2 separate regions of the Homo sapiens genome follow, and region 1 is linked to region 2. Evidence: chromatin loops called from intact Hi-C (ENCODE). Cell type or tissue: K562. All regions are shown on one strand. Links, peaks and the distances in the headings refer to the core of each region. The heading gives the core; the rest is flanking DNA. Region 1 has its middle 360 kb from the start of RASGEF1B. Region 2 has its middle 280 kb from the start of RASGEF1B.

The links. A loop is a pair of places that touch in the nucleus more often than their neighbours do. Peaks named below come from ENCODE experiments on the same cell type or tissue, not always from the same donor. Only the 100,000 strongest peaks of a DNase experiment are listed, where the experiment ranks them.
Region 1: it touches region 2 in a loop (2.4-fold over the local background); 1 of 110 quality-filtered maps calls a loop at or near these places.

What each region holds. Positions count from the first base shown.
Region 1 is chr4:81,821,967-81,832,770 of GRCh38, reverse strand. No RefSeq gene overlaps it. Among named protein-coding and RNA genes, the nearest start is that of RASGEF1B, 360 kb to the right of the region's middle. In K562, for the core only: no CTCF peak of the experiment used is centred there; no DNase peak of the experiment used is centred there.
Region 2 is chr4:81,742,471-81,753,274 of GRCh38, reverse strand. No RefSeq gene overlaps it. Among named protein-coding and RNA genes, the nearest start is that of RASGEF1B, 280 kb to the right of the region's middle. In K562, for the core only: no CTCF peak of the experiment used is centred there; a DNase peak (open chromatin) is centred at 5,834.

The DNA of each region.
Region 1 (10,804 bases), core at 3,237-7,236, 81 kb before region 2:
CTTTCCCATATGGAAGGGGTTCTGTAGGCATAAATGTGTGCCCCTAAGATTGAGCTGTCACAACATGCCTGCCACCGATGTTTGCCATTTTTCAGCATAGGAAAAGATCCTAGGATTGTAGGTTCTTGAAGCACCATATTTGCTAAACACAAATGAATCAGGGATTTTGGTAGGGATCCAGAGAGGGGGTTTTAAGGTGCTCCCTAAGTGAGAAAATAACAGTTGAATGAGATGACTGGTAAACTATTCTGTGAAATTCAGTAGAGCTGCTCTGAGCTTGGTTCCTGTTCTGGATACCAGGTTTTTGTCTTTTTTCTAACATCCTTAGTCTTCCTCACATGAACACCCATCTATTAATCAGACTGGGGCCTGCCCCTGCTCTGCCATGTCTGAGAAAAAGCCGGGAGTTTGCTGTGCACCCTGTGTTTCCCATCATGCCCCTGGATTGCAGCCATGCCACCTCTGTTATGATATAGTTACATGGGTAAAGTGAAACCATGTAACTTTACCCATGTAAATAGGTTACATGGGTAACCGGACAATAGTTAGATGGGTAAAGTGAAAACCAGAGCGGTGCATTTAATGAAGGTGGAAAAGGGGAAGTTGTGGGAAAAACATTAGGCGGATCATGGTACTGTCATGTTGATTCACGAGGGAAGAGGCACATGGTAGGTATTCAATAGATGGATATTGAATGAATGAAGGAAGAATGAATTTGGAGTTTGGGGAGCTAACCAAGCTACTTAACTTCTGAGCATCTATCTTATCCCAGATGAACAGACATTATGGCTTGATTGAGTGAACTATTAAATATGTTTAGTTTTAAATGCAGACATAAATAGATTTGATCTTTCAGTAGTCTGAATTTCCTCCCATCAGCTTTCCCTTAATTATCCACAAGTGTTCCAAGCCTTCATTAGCTAAATAGGATGCAGATGATGGTCATTAGTCTGGGATATAAATCCTGCTGGCACATTCAATGGCTTTTCACTTGGTTAATTGAAATTTTCAGTATTCATGGACTACAAGAAAACACTGTAATTTTATCATTTATTTGGTGGTATGTTTTTTCCTTTGGCTGATGTTTTATAATTATGCAGTTTTTTAAAAAAATAAATGTGAATGCCATACTTTGCCTGGAGGGAATACCACTGTATCCAGTGTATACCTATCAATACTAGTCTACTAAAGCATGAAGACCTAATGGAAATTCATACTTTGTCTAGAAATCCTAGAATTGGCTGGCTAAACTGTCTAAGAAAGCATCCAAGTAGTGTGCACTTTGGGACTCATTGATTTAAGTGTAAGAGACTTCCAAATTGTTAGTAATGTGATAGGTCTAGTCTTGACATCTACCAATGAGTAAGAAATCATCCATTGTGTCTGTGAGGTGCAAGGTATCAAATGGAGATGCTTTATGCAGACATCATTCCTTTAAATGGCTGTTAGCTTTCAACTGTATTTGACATTCATCAAACCTACCTGGGCTCTGTCTGGTGGTATCAGGCTGAGAGTGAAAAACACACCCAAACACAGGTACATACATACATAAAGGAACAAATAATACTTGAAATAAAATTTCATAATATTACTACCTTAGAGATTCAATTTCTGAATTTCTTAATTTTATAATTCAATATTTAAGCAATTCTCTTGCACATGACTGTTCCAATTTAATGAAGTGTCAGATGTTTGCTGTTTTAAAAATGTAAATCTTAGTTATAAGCATTACATAACAGAAAATGACACAGTAGAGATAGAATAGATTTATTTCTGTTTCTTTCTCTAAATTGAGTTTAATGGGAATAAACAGCATTGTAATAACTTTCAGAGGTAAACTCTCTCTTAGAAAAACGAGTATAGGACATATGGATTTGGCTGGTTGTAGTGGCTCACACCTGCAATCAAAAGTACTCAGCACTTTGGGAGGCTGAGGTGAGAGGATCACTTGGCCCAGGAGTTGGAGACCAGCCTGGGCAACATAGTGAGACTCCATCTCTACAAAAAATTTTTAAAAAATTAGCCAGGCATGGTGATGCATGCCTCTGGTCCCAGCTACTTGGGAGGCTGAGGTGGGAGGATTGCTTGAGCTCAGGAAATCAAGGCTGCAGTGAGTCATGATTGAGCCACTGCACTTCTTTCTGGGTGACAGAATGAGACTCTATCTCAAAATAAACAAATTAATTAATTTTTGGAATATATGAGGTCTCTTTTCAGTGCTCAATCACTTTGCAAAAACATTTCCACCAGCGAGAATTGGGTAAGCAACATACCTTCTGGAAGCCTCTCTCTGTAGGCTGGACTAAATGAGCCACCAATTACTGATCTCCTATCTGCGGGCTCTCTGTCTAAGGACTTATTAGGGACATTTTTTTTTTAATCCCAGTTCACTTTTCCTTTTAGGTCAGTTTTCCCTTTCTGCCCACTTGGAATATTTCTACAAACAGTTATTAATGTTAATTTAGGGAAGATATGTTGGAGTACCGGTCTTCTAAATTAACCACGAATGTATCTCAAAGTCAAATGCAAAGGCATTTTATGTTACGCTTTTTTGAATCACCCGTTGTGATGGTTAACTTTACATGTCAACTTAACTGGGCTAAGGGATGCCCTGGTAGCTGGTAAAACATTATTTCTAGCTATATCTGTGAAGTTGTTTCTGGAAGAGATGAGCATTTGAATCAGAAGACTGAGTGAAGATCTGCCCTCACCAAGGTGGGTGGGCATCATCCAATCCATTGAAGGCCCAAATAGAACACAAATGCAGAGGAAGGTGGAATTCGTTTCTGTCTGGGCTTGGACATCCGTTTTCTCCAGCCCTCAGATATTGGAGCTCCTGATTCTTGGGCCTTCAGACTTATGCTGGTGGCCTCCCTCCCCCTTCCTCTGGGTTCTCAGGCCTCCAGGCAGGGGCTGAATTACACCACTGGCTTCCCTGTGTCTCCAGGCTGCAGATGGCACATTGTGGGAGTCCTCAGCTGCCATGATCACACAAACTAATTCTCATAAGAAATCTCCTCTTATATATCTCTATATATCCTATTGGTTCTGTTTCTCTGGAGAACCCAAATTCATCTGTGAAATTCTCTTCCCCTCTGTAGATAATCAGGAGCTGACCATATTATTTAGTCAGATATGTTCTTTTATCAGAGGATGAAGAAAGAACTAAGCAGTATGCTCATTGATTTCCAAACAATGTGTCTGATAAAATCAGGTCCACTTTCTTCAAATTGGCCAAGGCTCTCATGACCTAAAAGGAAATGAATACGGGTTTCCTCACTTCATAGTGAAGAATTCAAGACCCCAAGGCCAGTGATCCACTTTAAGCTCACAAGGAGGTCTGTTAAGAAAGGACAAGAATTAGGCCCTAGACTCCTGAGCAAATTTGCTTTTCTGTCCAAAGGTTCTATCATAAAAGGCCAGCAAACTTTTAACTATAATATGGGGTCATGTTCAACTAGAGTCAATCAGCCACAGCCAGGATCTGCCCTTGGTAAAAGTGTGTCAAAGTAGATTGTAGTGGACTTGGCAATGCTGTGCACAGAGCTCCCTGCTGCCAGGAGTCCTGCCAGCTGACTGCCCTCAGCTATCAGTCCTCCCAGGAAATTGCCCTTGGCTGGAAACAGTCATGTTGCCCAGGATCACGCTGCCTTCCCAGGGCAGGCCTCTGTCTCACTCCAGCTTGGGATGAGTTTAATCTGCTTCTGAGCTCTCCATTTTGTTGGATGAGATCTTTGTTGAGTCTGCACCATGGTCCAACTTCTTTATCTTCTCTATCCCACATCCTTCCCTATCCTCCTATAAGTGGTGATCTCAGGAACACTTCCTAATAAAGCTTCTGCTTGCTAATTTCCATAATTTCCATCTCACAGTGTGCTTTTTAGGGAACCTAACCTGTGACCTGTGTCTTTAGATTGCTTACCATCACTATGAGCATCCAATATCCTCATGACTTAAGTCTTCATTTCTCTCCTATCAAAATCTGCTTTTGAAATTATTTAAAAAACAAGCTGGGTATGTTGGCTCACACTTGTAATCCCAGCACTTGGGGAGGCCTAGGCAGGCAGATCACCTGAGGTCAGGAGTTCGAGACCAGCCTGTCCAACATGGCGAAACCCATCTCTACTAAAAATACAAAAATTAGCTGGGTGTGGTGGTGGGTGCCTGTAATCCCAGCTACTCAGGAGGCTGAGGCAGAAGAATCGCTTGAAACCAGGAGGCGGAGGTTGCAGTGAGCCAAGATCGTGGCACTGCACTCCAGCCTGGGAGACAGAACGAGACTCTGTCTCAAAAAAAAAAAAAGAAGAAATTATTTAAAAAACCCCCCAAAACTCCAAGGTATAACAATATGCTTTTAGAAGGGATCTGATAAACTCATTCCCTTTCAGATGTAACAGACCAATGAACTATAATACATGAAGTGTCCAATTTTACCTTCTGCCATGACAACCCCCCCATATCTTAACATCCCTCATGAGTTTGTCTATTATGAATCAAAGCCTTATGCTAAAAACAGAGCTCTAATAAGTGAGATTTCAGGCATTAGTTTATAAATGGTCAAAAGAGAGTTCTCACCTATCTAAATTCTTTTTGGGAAATTGCTAAAACTGTCCATGTATAATACTGTTCACTTCATGCTGGTCACCCCACTAACAAGGTTAGAAGTCAATGCTCTAAAAAAGTCACTTGTGCTTTATTGTGCTTGTGCTCCTGTGACAAACCCAGCATCATGCCAACTTTGGTGGAGGTGACTCATTAGGAGTTTCCTTTTTAGTAGAAAAATATTGATACACTCATCAAGAAAGTCACAGCATGGCCAAGTCACCATTTTTTGAGTCTTTCATTTTCAGTAATTAAGGTGAACATGTTATTGGAAAGTTTAGAAAGCCCACCCAAAGTCACTCACAATAGCTGCAATTAGTAAACTGGAATGCCAGTTAAAGTCTTTTGAAGCGGAGAATGAAATGAGACTGACCAAGCGTCTACGTAAACTCCCCTTAGAAAATGGCTAAAGTAAGGGGATGGACTCTCATTGACCCGTGCCACCCCTCTTTCACACTCATTCCAAGTCTTGAGATTTTGCATACATTTGCCATTTGGCTAAAGTGTTTCCTTTCTACAAATGCAACATTTAAAATTACCTATGTATATATATATTTTTTACTGAAGCTAATTTCACCCATCTCTGACTCTAAATTTCCCTCCAAACATGTTTCTTTGGTCACTTGAGACTGCCCTCAAAGGTTGACTGGTATTGTTTAATTGAAGATCATTTCCCCTGGGGCTATGGCACTAATGTCTGAATTCTTAGACATGTTCCTTAATTTACTCTCCCTAGGGTGGCAGTGCTCGTGCATCTTAAAGCTTACTTAAAAATGCAGTTATGGTCTCTTGAGTTGCCCCCACATGGACTCTTCAGTAGCTGGAGAGTGGGTCCTCCCTATGTTCTGAGTCCCATTTCAGACGGAGAATGAAACTTGAATTCAGGGTTGAGCAGAGAAATTTTCACCGCTAGACTTGCATTTCCTGGAAAAAATTTTAGTTGCATCAGCCAGGGAATCAGGATCATTTCTATAACTAGCCCCTTTAGGGTTTAGACCAGTTTTCTCAAATGTGGGCAGTTTTTCCCGCTAGAGAACATTTAGCAATGTCTGGAGACATTTTTGTTTGTCATGACTGAGGTAGGTGGAGATTGTCAGTAGCATCTGGTGGGTAGAGGCCACACATGCTACAGAACCCCCTACAGTGCACAGTGTGTCCCCACGTGCCCTCAAAACAAAGAGTTATCTAGTCCAAAAACATTTACAGGGTCTTCACTGAAAAAGCCTGGTTTAGCCAAACCAAGCAGATAATAGACAACAGCTTTACGCTAAATATAAGGTGTATTTTACCATTATTTAGAAGTCTTTTATCTCTCTTCTTTCTTATATCCCTGAGCTTCACTTTATAATAGTGTTTCCTGTGAGGCTGCTTTTCCAGCACAGTGCTTCCAAAGAAATGTTTTGGGATAAGGACTGCAGTTTTGCCAGATGTTATTTTCTTTTGCATCTACTCAGTTCATATTTATTGGTTATCTTCTTTGTGCCAAGCACTGGGCTAGTAATGGGACTACTGCAATGACCAAGTTTCAGTGGGTCTTTACATTCTTGGAGCAGAAATCTGGGAATCAACACTGAGGCCTCTCTCATGGCACAGTGCTCATGTGTACAAATGAGTAAAGATGATGACAAGTCATGAGGAAAACATCTGATGGGAAGATTGTGGGTGGGGTAGTTCACGGTAGCATGTGGAATGCTGCCTGGTTCTTTGGCTTTTCTCTCTGTCCTGCCCTAATCTTTGAACAGACAGCAAGAATACTATTTCTTACATCCCCATTGTAATACAGAAATGAGAGAAACTAAGATATACCTGGCAGCACAAAGAGCAAGAGGACATGAAATTTGCAGGGCTATACCTGTCCTTTCACCACCTGCTACTGTGTTTCAGGGCTGAAATTAGGTCAACAGGATAGATCCTGGTAACTAGAATGCATCATGTGCCCTTATTCTCCTTGAGTGAAGATGACTGCTTCTCTATGGAAACCATTTTCTTCTTTTTTAATTTTTTGACAATTCTGCTTTTTGTGCCTGTTTTTTGTGAACTTTTCATTTTGTCCTTCTTTTTGTCTTTTGCCTTTCCTCTTTTCTTCTGCCACCAGAATTCTTCCCTTCTTTCAGTTTTCCCTTTTTAATTCAAACTTTCCCAGTAACATTTATTCCTTCCCTCTCAAATGAAATAAAAATGGCCAGCAAACCAAACTTGGAGATTATATCTAACCTAAACCTTGAACTTAATTTTTTAAATTAAAGATGCACTTTTGTATGTGTATTCACATTCTGTCTTTTCTGTCCTTTAATACTGCATGTTGTTTTGACCCAGAATATGTGCTGACTTAGATCCTTAGCTTTCTCACATGCTTATTGCAAAACAGACAAACAAACAAACAGAAAGCAAAGCAAACCAAAACCTTAGGTGAGGTGGTAAATATTTTTATGATGTTAAAAGAGCAGAGAGTAGGAGACAGTTTATATACACTAGATTTTCCAGCCATATACAAGCATGTTTATTGCAGCATACTTTGTAATAGCAAACAAAAGAAAACAAGAAGCAACAACAATGAAAGAACCAAAACCTGTTGATCAATAAAGGAAAGCATAAAATTATGATATATTCATATTATGACATGTTATATAGGTATTAAGAAGAATGAATTAATCTGCATGGGCTGAACTGGAAAGATGTTGATAATATATTCTTAATTAAGATGGTATGATCATAAGAACGAGACTTCTATATAATATGCGCAGACATATTTGCGTGGGAATAGAGAAAGTGTGGAAAGATGAATACAAATTTGTATTATGGGTTACCTCAGGAGGATAGGGTATAAAAGAGACTAACTCATTAAGAATAAATATTAGTTTTATAATTAAAGAAAATGTAAAAAAGTTTACTGAAAAAAATCTCAATACTGTTTGTATGGCTGACCATGGCTATGTATTTATTCATAGGATTGTCCAAAGGGAACATACTTGCATGTAAATCCCAATATAGCCTTGAATGTTGCAGTGCCTTTTGAGTGGTTCATCAGGCCAAGCAAGTATACATACAAATGTGTGAGAGGTCAACTACAGGGAGAGTGAGTGCATTAAAGATAGTAGAAAGGAGATAGCAAGCCCTGGTATTGTTCAGACTCACAAATCTCTTACATAGGCAGAAGCTCCATTCTCCCACTTGGGCTCATAACAGCTGTCATTTGAAAGATTGGGCATAGCTGACTCTAACATTATGCACATATCTCTTTAAGACAGAAGATCATATGTGTTTGGAGGTGGGTTCTGGAGTTAGATGGCTTTGCTTCCTGACCTAACTATGTCCAAGGTATATAGCAATTAACCTAATTGTGCGTTCGTTACCTTGTTTGTAAAATGAAGATAACAGAATCCTTACCTCACTGAATGGTTCTTGGCCCATAATGAACGTTCCAGCTTGGGTAGAGAAGCTTTGGGAATAGTGAAGGCAGACACATTTTAAAATTCACAGAAATCAGTAGGGGACACAGTTAGGTAGTGCCTACCTTGGATTGGAAATGAACATGGAATGGTCACTATCATTATATGTTAACAATTCTAAAGTGTTTTCCATCTTCCTATTTTGTAGACCACCATTTTCAGCACATTGGCCAGTGAGAAGTCCTTATCTGACTGCAAAAAGGTAAGTCAGCATCCAAGAATTCCAGCATACTGTCAGAGTAATAAAGGCTTCAGAGTTGGTGATATTCGAATGAAAAGCTGCGATATCAGTGAGGATGTTCTGATGGAATATTATGGCTCTCTTTCTTTAGAGATGGAAATGTGAATGGTTTACTTTAAGGATGTGGGAAACTCCATTATTTGACAGTATTTTGTTATAGAGAAGCTCTGGTTCCATATATTTACATCTCACTATTATCTGATACTTTATCCTGGCAGATGAGCATCAGGGGAGTTCAGAGAATGCTGTATAAACTGCATTGCAGGCTTCTATATCTTTGTTTGTAAATTTAAATATAATAAATGTAAACCTAATATAATGTAAAAATAATTTTGTATTTTGAAAGCTGATCATATAGCATAAAAATCTGGTTTGGATTCACCACAGTCAAGCTTGAGAAGTTGTCATGCTTTGCAAAAGGATTAGCTTCACTAGCATCTGATGGAAGACATCCCTGTGATAGATCAACTTTGAAGACTCCCTGCTATAGTCTTGTGTCTAATTCCTGGCTTTTGCAGGCCAGGGGTCACATTTATCCACCTCTTTAATCTCAGATTTAGCTAGATATTCTCCTTTTGGGGGGAAGAGAAGTGGCTTCATAGTCCAAACAACTCAAATTCTTTGACACTATCTATTGATACAGAAAACCAGCTGCATATAGAGTTGACCTGTGCATAATATATAATTCCTTGGCATTTCTTAAGATTTTATATTATGGCATTGTCTGCTGTGCCGCTTCTATTTCTAATGTTGCTTGATATGGAAGTAGGTAGCAGAGTTACTTACCTTTAAAGGTGGTGTGAGGGCCTACTGCTCTAAGTACCATTCATTTAATTATTTTGATAATTTTAAAATCTATTTTATTACATCTCCATCTTCACTGAATTATGCTATATTTGTCTTGTTCTCTGCATTGAGTTGTATGCTGCCTGAGAATGAAGACCATGTATTATTTTTAGAATTATAGATCTTGGCTAGGTGTGGTGGCTCATGCCTATAATCCCAGCAGTTTGGGAGGCCGAAGTGGGTGGATCACGAGGTCAGGAGTTCAAGACCAGCCTGACCAACATGGTGAAACCCCATCTCTATTCAAAAAAATACAAACATTAGTGAGGTGTGGTGATGTGCGCCTGTAATCTCAGCTACTCAGGGGGCTGAGGCAGGAGAATTGCTTGAACCCAGGTGGTGGAGGTTGCAGTGAGCTGAGATTGCGCCACTGCACTCCAGCCTGGACGACAGAGTGAGTGAGACTCCGTCTCAAAAAAAAAAAAAAAAAAAAAAAGAAGAATTATAGATCTTAGAGAATGAGAAGCACTTCTATGGGACTTCTAGTCTCACCTTTTTACTGGGGTGGGACTGCCACTGATATCATTTATAGATGGACCTCTATCTCTTAACTGGATATTCTATTGTCAGGGAACCCAGTGAGCCTATGTGTCAGGCACACTAATGTGCACTAGGGAGACAATCCACAGTGTTAGCAAGTTCTTTATTCTACTGAGCCAATAGCTGTCTCCTTTAGATTCCTTCCTAGATATTTAAGTATGAAGCCAGTTAATATGTTTTTCTGAATCTCCTTTCTACCCCATCTCCAGGCTAACAATTTTCCTTTTTCATTTCAATGGGACATTGATATGATTGATTTCCAAGAGCATGGACTATGAGATCATGTTTTCTGGTTTTGAAACCTGGCTCTGCTCCTCACTACTTATGTGATTTTGGGTTGATTGTATAACCTACTGGTTCCTTACTTTTATCATCTGTAAAATGGGCATAATAATTGTGCCTATCTTATATAGTATAAGAATTCATACATATAAAATGATTACAAAATTACCCAACACATAGTGAATGCTGTATTAGCTATTATTATTATTGCTTCTAGACAAGATTATCCTTTTTTTTTTTTTTTTGGCTCACACAATCTTTGTTATTGATGTCAAGAATTGTGTGTCATCTCCAGATGTGGTCTGTCTGGCAGAAAGCATCACGGGACTTCTCACTCTACATTCAGCAAGCTTTGTTTACACACCTGGTGTATGCCAGGTATGTTATAAGGTGTGGGCTATGATGTGAAGGCAAGCTACAGGTTTTCTTAAGTGTAGCACCACTACAGTGTAAGATGGCATCAGTTTCTACTTATGAGCCATATCTTTCTGTTGGCTATGTGAAGTTTGAAGTCTTGTGCGTGGCCTTAAGGCATTTTCACATGAGCTGCTGTTAAAACAGGACTTTCTTTTATATTTATGTAAATGATTCCTTGAATATGAAGATAGGACATTTAGCTATTCCTACTGGTTTTTAAAAATTTTGATCAATTAATTTTCTGAATTATCCAATTCTGTTATTAGGCTTATTCACTATTTCTCCCAGTTCAATGTCATGCACAAATCAACATAGCATAGTCAATTTCTATGACTTCAATTTTATCCATCTAATCAGTTAACAAGTGTTCACAGAACATCTGCTATGTGACATGCATTGGACTGTCATGATGAACAAATCACATATG
Region 2 (10,804 bases), core at 4,295-8,294:
CCACTTTAACTTTTACACCAACTCTTTTAAGAATTGTATATCCTTTTGTGATCCATATATTAAGAACCCAATAAAATTTCTCTCTAACGTGAAAAAAATTATGATACAAAGTCTCAAAGCTCTGCAAGTAAAATAGTAAAAATACAGCTCCTGGTGGTCAAAGACAATGAAAGTAATGAGCTCATGACTAAGGATCCCCTGAGTGGAACTGGCTCAGTTCAAGGTATATGGACATGGCAAAAAATGTCGGCTGTGCAGCTTTGTGCCATTTATTTTAAGCCAAAAAGACATGGCTAAAATCAGTGTTCTCTGGAGTGTGCTCTACAGAACATTAGTTCTTTGTCAAGGGTTCTATGATCAAATACGTTTGGGACACTCGAGGAATATATGTAGCTTTTCAAATCTAAACTGCAGGATGTCTAGAAGGTTTTAACACACATGCATTATGAATCTCCAAGAAGCAGACTCTATGGTACAGGGTTTCCAAATTTATTTGACAATTTATTTTTCCTGGAGCATCTTCAAGAGCTAGTTTTATTTGACAAATGCTGGGGTAGAATAACGCCATAATAATAATAATTATTATTATTACAAAGGACTGTTTCCTCTTAAAATATACAGGGCAAAGACCTAGATATTTATTGCTGGTATTCTTAATTTCTTATTTTAAAATCAAAAGTGACAACGCACTAGGAACAAAAGCAATGAAGATTTTCATAAGCCAGGTATGGTGTTTTATGGATTTATTTAGTGGAGTCTTCTATACTTAGGTTATTTCTTCTTAATGTTTGAGGTTCTTAACTATAGAACAATGTGGTGTTGAGGTGGAATCCTTGGCAACATGCTAATTTTATGACATAGTTACACTTTAGGAGGGCACAGTAGTGAAGTGATTGGAGTCTAAAATCAGACGTGACTTTAATTTATGGCTCTGTTACTTACTGATATGTGATTTACTAGATATGTGACTTTGCAAAAAAGTTTCTTAAATTCTATAAGTCTTGGTTTCCTTTCCTGTAACATTGGGATTATAATATATGTACCTCCTAGAGTTGTTGTGAGAATTAAATGAATTTATATGTATATATTATGTCTGTGTATGTATGTACAGTGTCTATCACAACAATTTTCATATTGTAAATATCTAATGAATTGTAATTGTAACTATGATGATATTTGCTCATTCAGCATTTATTGAGCACCTGCTAGGTAAAGGGTACTACAGGGTTTGCAGATACAAATATGAATGAGTCATAGTCCTGTCCTTGAAGAGCATGCAGTTGTCAAGTAGACAAATAGCGGACAGTTATGTAAGTGTGTAAAGTGAAGTGTTTATGGATTCATAATAAATATAAGTACTTAAATAGTGCAATTGCAAAAGAGAGGATTGTCAGTTTTGGGCGGATGGAGCAGGGAGGTGGCTTGCACGAGGATTCACTGTGGATGCTATTTTTGAGGTGAGTTTGAAAAGGTGGTTAGGTATTTGCCAGGAAGAGGACTGTGAGGCCAGGGGTGCTGGCAAGAGATTTATGAGCATGAACAAAGGCAGAATAAATTTAGGAAGCTGCAGGTAGCTCAGAAGAGCTGCAGATGGCACATGCAGGTCAGGGGCGTGATGAGAAACCCTGTGGCAGGGCTTGGCAGTGGCTAGATCATCGAAGGTCTTAAATCGCAAAATGAAGCCTTTGAAGTTCCCTAAGCAATAGAGAATGATTGAGGAATTTAAGCAGTAGAGTAACTGTATCAGATGGTTTTAGATCAGCACTGCTCCAGGTGTGGCTTGTATTTTTGCTGTGTTAGCATCACCTTGGAGCTTTATTAGAAGTGTAAATTATCAGACCCCACCCAGAGCTACTGAGTAAGAGTCTCCAGGAAAGGGGCCCGTGTTTTGGCAAATCAGGTTACATCTTGGATAGCATTAAGGTTGGGGAAGCACTGTTTTAGATCCATCACTCAATGCATTTTATAGAGGGTAGACTGGATGCTCTCCAGTTACATGCAGGGAGATTAGTTAGTAAAGAGCCACTGTCCAGGTGAGGAATGATGGCAGAATCTGAACTAAATTAGCAAAAGTGGAGGAAAAGAAGAAGGAGACATAATACAAATACAACGAAGTTTACTTTATGGAACCTTAGTCCCCACCTGGATGTTGTATTAGATAAAGGAACGATTCGGGGATGATTCCTAGGTTTCTTGCTTTAGTAATAGAATGCAGTATTATGCATTAAAATAGGGAATACAGAAAGAGTACAAGGCATTTTGTTTTGTTTTTAGGCAGGGAGAGAGCTAAATTATGAATTTTGTTTCCAACATATTAGAAGTGCCTGTGGGACATCCAGATGGAAGTGCACTTATTTTTGGCTGCTGGACCTATGGACCCAGTGCTCAGCAATGAGGTCCTGACCAGTGTTAATGGATTCAAGAGTCATGAACATCCAGTGGGGAGGCAAAGCAACGGGAATGGATGAAATTGGAAAGAGATCCGAGTATAGAAATGTGGGTAACAGTAGATATTTTTGCGGATCTTTATTATCATGTTATCCCTTTTATCTTAACACTATTTCCTCTCAGAAATACATGCACCAGTCAACCTAACCCACTTGAGATTCTCCGGATACACATTCTATCTTAACCTCTGGCTTTTTCACAAGCTGTTGCTCTGCCAGGAACATTCCTTGTTCTCTCTGATCCTAGTAGACTCCTACCGATCCTTCAAAACCCACCTCTAAAGCAATCCCTTCCCCAGGAAAAGTACCTCTTCTAGATGCTTTCTTAGAGTTATTGTACTAAGTAAAATGGACTGTTTGCCTCTATGTTCCCTTTGTGCTTAGTTCCTGCTGGTAAGGTCTGTGTCTGGTTCAACCTTTCACCTCAGTCCTGGAAAGGTGCTTGACACATAGCAGATGCTCAATAACTAATTGCTCAATGAGTTAGGAAACAATGGTCAGAGGAAGAAGGGTTGCCAAAGGAGGAATAAGAAAGCATGGTAGTAGAAGGAATGTAAAGAGAGACGGATAGCATGGAAACCAATAAAGGAAGTTTCTAGAATGAAACAGTCAGTAATGTTGAGAGCTTCCAAGCAATCCTGTAAGATAAAGACTTAAAATACTCATAAGATTTGCACATTAGGTCAGTAGTGCCCTTTATCAGGGTGGCTTCAGTAGAGTGAGCTCAAAGCAGAAATCAGACTGTAGAGTTTGAAGGACAGCTTGGAAGTAAAAGAGTGGAACTTAAACTATGAGAAACTGTCCCATGACAAGAAGGATGGAAGAAGGAGATGTAGTTCGGGTGAGGGCTCTCTGAAGTGAGAGATGACTTAACATGCCTGTGCTATGCTGTTGAATATGGCCTGGCATAATAAAAAATCCAATGTAAAGAAGGAGGGAGAAGGAATGATAACTGAACAAGCTTCCAGCATAGAGGAAAGGGATCAAGCTTCATGAAGAAGGATTAAGCTTGAACTGGAAGAGGACCTAGAAGGGGCAGAGATGTGTTGGATATAGACAAGTTTATAGGGGTGGGAGAAGGAAACTTAGGGAGTTGAAGATTGATGGCTTAATTTTCCTAGTGAAATAGTGAGCAAGTTTATCTGGTATGAAGCCGTGTGTGTTGGAGGTGGCTCAGACAGGGAGAGAGGCCTGGGGAACATACGCCTGGAGGGGAATGACGTGACTTGGAAGACCCAGCAGATGGAGCTGACCAAAAATACATTATTATTTTTTTTTCAAAAGGAAGTCCCATCATCTTAAAATTAGCATCCCTTATGTATTGATTTGATGAGAACTCTTTATTGAGTATATAGGAAGTGTCATGAGGTCATTATTAATTTACGGTATTATGCTTCAGTCTCTCTCACTGACGACAAATTATTTTTAAAGGACGGTCCTTCCAGAATTCAAAGAATGTTATTTGTCTCATCATCTAGCTATTTATACACTATGTAAATGACCTGAACTTCTAATAACAGTGCAATCCATGTGAGACGCCCATATTACAGAAAGAAGGGAGAAAAACCCAACCATATTATTACTTTGGTTGAGTTTGTCATATTCCTTAGTTAAATGCATGAGCAAGCCATGCTGCGCTGTCTTGAATTAACTATTAATCAGTGTAATATATAAAGATATGCACCTTAAAATTATGGTTTTATGTGTCAAGTGGCACCATAATATTAAACATTAACACTTACTGAGTTCTTGTAAAATAGCGTAATATTTTGCTGCAAGCTTTCCTAATATAATTTCATTTAAACTTCACAATAATTCTGGGAAGTAGTAAATATTTAGATCTTATTTATAGATGAAGAAATTGAGGCTAAAATGTGTACCTTGTTACAACTGGAAGACCTTATGTTAAGTGAAATAAGCAAGTTACAGAAAGACAAACTTCACAGGTTACCACTTATTTGTGGGAGTTAGAATTAAAATAGTTGAACTCAAGGAGACAGAGAGTAGGATGATGGTTACTAGAGGCTGGGAAGGGTGGTGGGGGTGGGGGTGGAGGTGGGGAAGGGGGAAGTGGGGATAGTTAATGGGTACAAAAATATATATAATTAGATAGAATGAATAAGATCTAGTATTTGATAGCACAACAGAGCAAATACTGTAAACAAAAATAACAGAATATAATTGGATTGTTTATAACACAAAGAAATGATAAATGCTTGAGGTGATGGATATCCACTTACCTTGATGTGATTATTATACATTGTATGCCTGTATGAAAATATCTCATGAACCCCATAAATATATACACTTACTATATACCCACAAAATTAAAAATAAAATTAAAAAAAGAGTAAAAACATGTACCTTGCTTTACTTTTAGCTTGCCATTCAAAAAGATGTCGAGTTTAGAGGCACTGATATTTAGCTAAGAGTTCTGCAATTTAACTGCAATTTTACAACATTTCGAATTTTAAAATTTAACAACACTAAATAACTTGATAGGAAGGTTAAAAGCCTAGGCTAGCATGACCTAACTACTGTGTTCATGATGGACAAATACAAGGCATGTGTGCCTTTCTATTCCCTTCTAAGCCCATTGCAGACATTGATAATCAATTGTAGCACACTTTCCTGGGGGCCCAGACTTAGTCTCAGAGATTTTCACAAGAGGGTGCTCTGGGCAGTCACTACTAATTGATTTTCCACTCAGAGGCTAATATACCCAATTACTTTGTGAATCACATCTGGTGGACAGGAATGCCAGTTCAAATCCTCCAAGAAGCAGCCAAGATGGGATAAGACCTATAAGAGTTTTTTTGGAGGAAATACCTGGGAAGAATAAAGAGAAAGGGAGTAATTATAGGCAGGGAGAGTCTTCAGACTACAAGGCAGGTCTGACACCTGTAAAAGGAGAGAGGGAAGGAAGAATTGGGTAGACAGGGTCTCAGACTGTAGCACAGCTCTGAGAAAGTTTCAGCCAGGATGATGTGTTCCCTGAGCAAAAGTATCTCTTAGAAGAATTCTCACTGGGCAGCAATGGGCTGGCCCTCATACCTGCCCTCTTACCATGCTCACTTGCTGGCTGTGAGTAGTCTGGGGGAAAGATAGCTTTAGAGTAGTAAATTCAAAGGGTGGCAGCTGGAACTTACAAGTCAATCATGCTCCCCACAACAGGTTCTCTTGAAGACAATTTGAGTGTACACTTCCATGACAACCATAAGACTCGCTGGAAATGTCTTAGTGGATCTTCTAAAGATCAGCTATGGATTTTGATTGTGCTATCAAAGCTGGCCATTCACAGAGCCACTGAATGTTCCTTAGCAGCTAGAAGATTAGAATGACAGTTCTGTTTCCTAGAATTGTGGCTCACCCTCCTGAGTTGTTTGTGGAGCCCTTGATCCTTTCGTCATCAGTCCCTGAGGAAGAAGAGGAAGTGCCAGCTACTCTTTTTTTGTTTGCCAGCTGACCCCTGCTCTTATCACTTCATCTAGTAGGAAACAGTGTTTCACTTTCACTTAGCAAAATCTATCCTCTTTGTTACAAGGATTGTAAAATAATAAAATATGATTAAAATAGTATCTACAAGAAATATGTTTAAGATGTTCAAATATTCCTTGAAATTACAAATATAGAAATGTCTGTACAGTTGACTGGCATTCTCCTAAATCATATCTTCACTGAAATATATATCTATTTATCTTTTTCATGTGATGCACATTTTTTTCTTAACAAAAAAAAACACAAAGATTTTGCCACTCAAGGGTTATTAACAATAAGTAGCAACTCAGCAAAGTTTCTTGAGCTAGTAAGTAAGTTTATTCATTGAGTTCCTCCTGCACACCACTCTCAGAGCATGTGCAATTCAAAGTGTACTTGGGTAAGATGACATGTTATCACACATTGTAATGATGACAACAGTCACAGTTATTGACTACCTCTAATGATTGCCCCGTGAGTGCCAGGGCACTGTATCTGAAATATATTAATATCAGATATTTATAATAACTCTGTAACATAGGTGGTACTATTGCCTTTCAGAGAGAAGGGAAAAAGGGGATATTAGAGAGGTTAATAAGGAATAAGTTTGCCAAAGTCAGTAACTGTCAAAAATAGGATTTAAAGCCACACCGTCTGGCTCCAACTCCTAAGTTCTTAATTACTATTTGGAGTTACTCAAAGAGTTGAAATCAGTTTACACTGGGAGTCTGTTGCATGTAATATTATACCTCCCAAATTTGAGGCATCAGGTTTGCCTTTAAGGCTAGACACAAATATAATTAAATACACATAGTATACATACGGCTAAGGCAACCCTTACCTAAATATTGCAGTTGTGCTCCACACCTTAAGGCTTGTCTCAGGAAAAGGAGTTTTTTTTTTTTTTAAGGGACGTTTCTAATGGATATTAGAAGTAGAGAACAATTTCTATGTTTATCTCTTATCAAAGTTATCTTGCGGCCAAAGATAGTGTTCTAAGTTACAGGTGAGCAGAGGCTGTGTCTAGGTTATCCCCAGCTCCTAGGCACCATTCCTGGAACATACAGGAAGCTCCATGTTGACATTGCCTGAGGGATTGCTGGCACATTCAGCTGCTGAGAAAAATATGATATTCATTTAATAGGAGATCATAAGCAAGAAATAATGTAGCAACTTCACTTAAATTAAGCTGGAAGAATAGCTGGAATGTCATGTGTCCCAAATCTGCTCAGTAGTCTGCTCTTGTTTGGAGTTGAGGGTGGTTCTTTGTGGGTCTGATTTTCCTAAAGACACAGAAAGAGGCAATGGGCTTAGTCATTAAGAAGAGAAAATGAAAAGGAAATTTGACCACTATTTTTTTTAAAAGCCTTATTATAAGTCCTGGAAAAATGTGTGTGGCAGATCAAAATAGCCAGGTGTTTGGGTAACAGCCCTCTGTGGCCACCTGGCTGAGGGCAGCTGGTCATCAGAGTAGATGAGAAAAACATCTTCCAAAAAACGAAGAGTTAGCCTATGGGAGGTCACTGGAAAGCACCCGATGTGTGGGAAGCTGCACACAGACCATAAATTATGTGCATGAAGAAAGAATTAAAGGAGCACATTTTAGATGTTGCCAGGGTCTAATGAAAGGTCTCTTTATACAGAAAAGTAGACATTCTTCTAGGGACTCAGTTGACCCTTCAGACACTGGTAGGTCAGAAGACACATTCAGCAGTAAAGATATGGAGAAACTTACTTCAGTGCATAACTTGATGATAACATTGAGCACCTCCAGAAAATGAAACACCAAACTTAGGGGTCTGAGTTATAAGGCAAGTCTCTCCAGGTTAAGTGAAAGGAGCGAAAGCTACTAAAATTTGGACAAATATAATATAATGGCCTTTTGGGAAAGTAATCCAAAATATATGATATGGTTTGGATTTCTGTCTCCACCCAAATCTCATGTTGAATTGGAGGAGGGGCCTGTTGGGAGGTGATTGGATCATGGGGGCAGATTTTCCCCTTGCTGTTCTTGTGATAGTGAGTGAGTTCTCGGGAGACCTGATTGTTTGAAAGTGTGCGGCACTTCCCTCTTTTCTCTCTCTCTCCTGCTCCACCATGGTAAGATGTGCTTGCTTCCCCTCCACCTTCTACCACGATTGTAAGTATCCTGAGGCCTCCCAGTCATGCTTCCTCTTAAGCCTGCATAACTGTGAGTCAGTTAAACTTATTTTCTTCATAAATTATTCAGTCTCAGGTAGTTATTTATAGCAGTGTGAAAAGAGACTAATATATGTCTTGAATTTTGAACTTCTTGCCCAGTAAAATTATGTAAGAATTACTATGAACTGTATTTATCAGGTAGACTTTCAAAATATTCCTGCTTTCTACTCATTTTCCACTTCTTCCACTCACCTCTGACCCCACTTGTATTTCCAAGCCAACAGCTTACTATAAATAACAGTAAGCTATTTTTACTTACTTTTACATACATGTTTGGCACTTATTACATACAGGCACTGTTCTAAGTGTTTTACAAAAATTAACTTGTTCATCCTTACAATAGCTCTTTATTATTATCCCTATTTTACAGATAAGGAAACTGAGTCACGGAGAGGGAATTGACCAAAAAAAAAAAAATTAAAAAGAACAACAACAATAAAATACCCAGCACCTAACAAATAGGGGAACAAATAAATAGCACTACTGTTGTCAAAATAATGCTGATGGTTTCAATAACCAAGAGCTGGAGACAAAAGGTGGAAAGGGAAACAGAAGAAGCAGGCCAGAAACTAGACTAGAGGAACAAATTAAAGAGGATTTAAAAAGACTAGTCTTAAGAAAGATAAGAACTGGGCCTAAAGTCTGTAAAATTAGGTGATTATTTGCTTATGAAAGGGACTTTAGAACTGAGGACACTCTCTGAATCCTGAAGAGAAAAGAAAATACTTGGGTGCTTTATAGTCAGCCTGATGATTATAAACCCTGAACCAGCCCTGGGAATAAAAGGAAGGAAAGAGAGGGGGAAGAGGCCACAGATGAGGAGGCACAGGAGGACACGGTGCTGCGGACTGTATGGTGACGGCCATCTGTCATGGTCCAGGAGGACACAGAATGGTCCTGTGGACCGTATGGGGATGGCCATCTGTCATGGTCCATAAACCCTCAGGGCTTTGGCTCCCAAACCATCTTCTGTGGGGCCCTCAGAGAAAAATTAACCAGGCTCCCACTCCCCTGGCACAGCAGTCTATTGTTACACATATGTTCAAATTGAGACCCTGTTTTCCATGGGAAGCTGTTTTTCATTTCTGCATATGCAAGCTGAATCAGGCAACCACGACCAAGGCCACTCCTAGACTGTCTCTTTCCCTGTCACTGCATTTGCTTGTCTCTCTCCCCGGCTCCTCTTGCTGCCTTTGAAGCAGGTGCCTTCACCTGGAGTCCCGTGGACTGGAAGTCCACGTGCCAGGCAAAAGGCTCTCTCTGCTTCACTATTCTCAACCCCAGTCACGGAGGAGACTCTGTTGCCAAGAACTGGGCCAGAGAAAATACAAAAATGGTTTTCAACCAGGCAAAAATATGCAAACAAACTGGTTTGAAGGAAGGGGCCAAGCAAATCCACAGTCTTAGTTTCTGAGTTACAGCAGAGGGAGGGAAGTCAGGGATTATCTGTGATTGTCTGTGGCTCAGAAGTAGAAGTGAAGGGGATTCACTGCTTTCTGTGTCCTTGCTGAGTCTGAAAGCTGAAAAATAAAACATGAATATTCTCAACTTTATCAAGTTGGAGTCCTTAAAATACAAGTTAGATTAAAATTCGTCTTCTCTCATTTCATAAGATGGCTGATGTAGCTCATCTTTTGAGTGCTTTACATGGCAAATACAGAAGGTGGGGTTATCTCTCCTAATATCCTTTCTGCTCTGATGTGACTTTGAGACCACCCAGATCTACTTATTCTGCCCCTCATCTACTGGAGGAAGGAAAAAAAGGTCCTTACCCGCTTATTTTCCTGTATCTCAAAGGTTACCATCTCTTTGGTGAGGAGTTAATCTAAAAAGGTCCTTACCTGCTTATTTTCCTGTATCTCAAAGGTTACCATCTCTGGTTGAGGGTATGAGATGTGTACAGACGGTAAACTTCCTGAGAAGAAAGAGGGGCAGAAATACCTCTCCCAGATGGTAATCATAACAAACTAGGGCAGGTAGAAGGGTGTGTGTGTGTGTGTGTGCACATCAATTTGATTGCCAGCAACATCTGACTTGTCAATTTATTGGGTAAATCTTCAGGATTAACTGATTACCAACCTCTATTTGGGCTTGTCTTTGTTTTCACAATGTATTGTGAGACATAATGATATCTACATTGTTTAGCTCAACTGTGGTTTTCAACATTGGCTGCACATTGTTATTATCTGGGGAGCTTTACAACTTCCAGATGGGTGGATTCCTCCTCCCGAGAGTCAGGTTCAATTGGTCTGGGTGTGGCCTGTGCATCAGGAATTGCAAAAGCTCCCCAGGTGATTCTAATTTGCGGATGAGCCTAAGAACCAGGGCTAAGAACTGAAGGTTGAGTTACTTCCTCATGAGAAATTTAGGAAGATTCCTCAGGCTATTGGGCCAGATGAAAGGACATGTTATAGGGACATCATTAGTTAAAAAGAGAAGACACTGAAAAGAAATATCTAAATGCAGGTCTTTCTGTTTCCAAAACAGTAGCACCCATGGCTATGAGTCTGTTAGAGGAGGCCACAGAAAACACTTGATCTCTCCCAAGTTTTCTTCTTGTCATTAATCTGTTTGTATCCATGAAAACTATGGTCCCCTTCTCTTAAATACCCATTGATATTCAGGAAGCCTGCAGGCCAGAGGTACAGCTTTATTAGCAATTGTGCCCACTGGTTTTC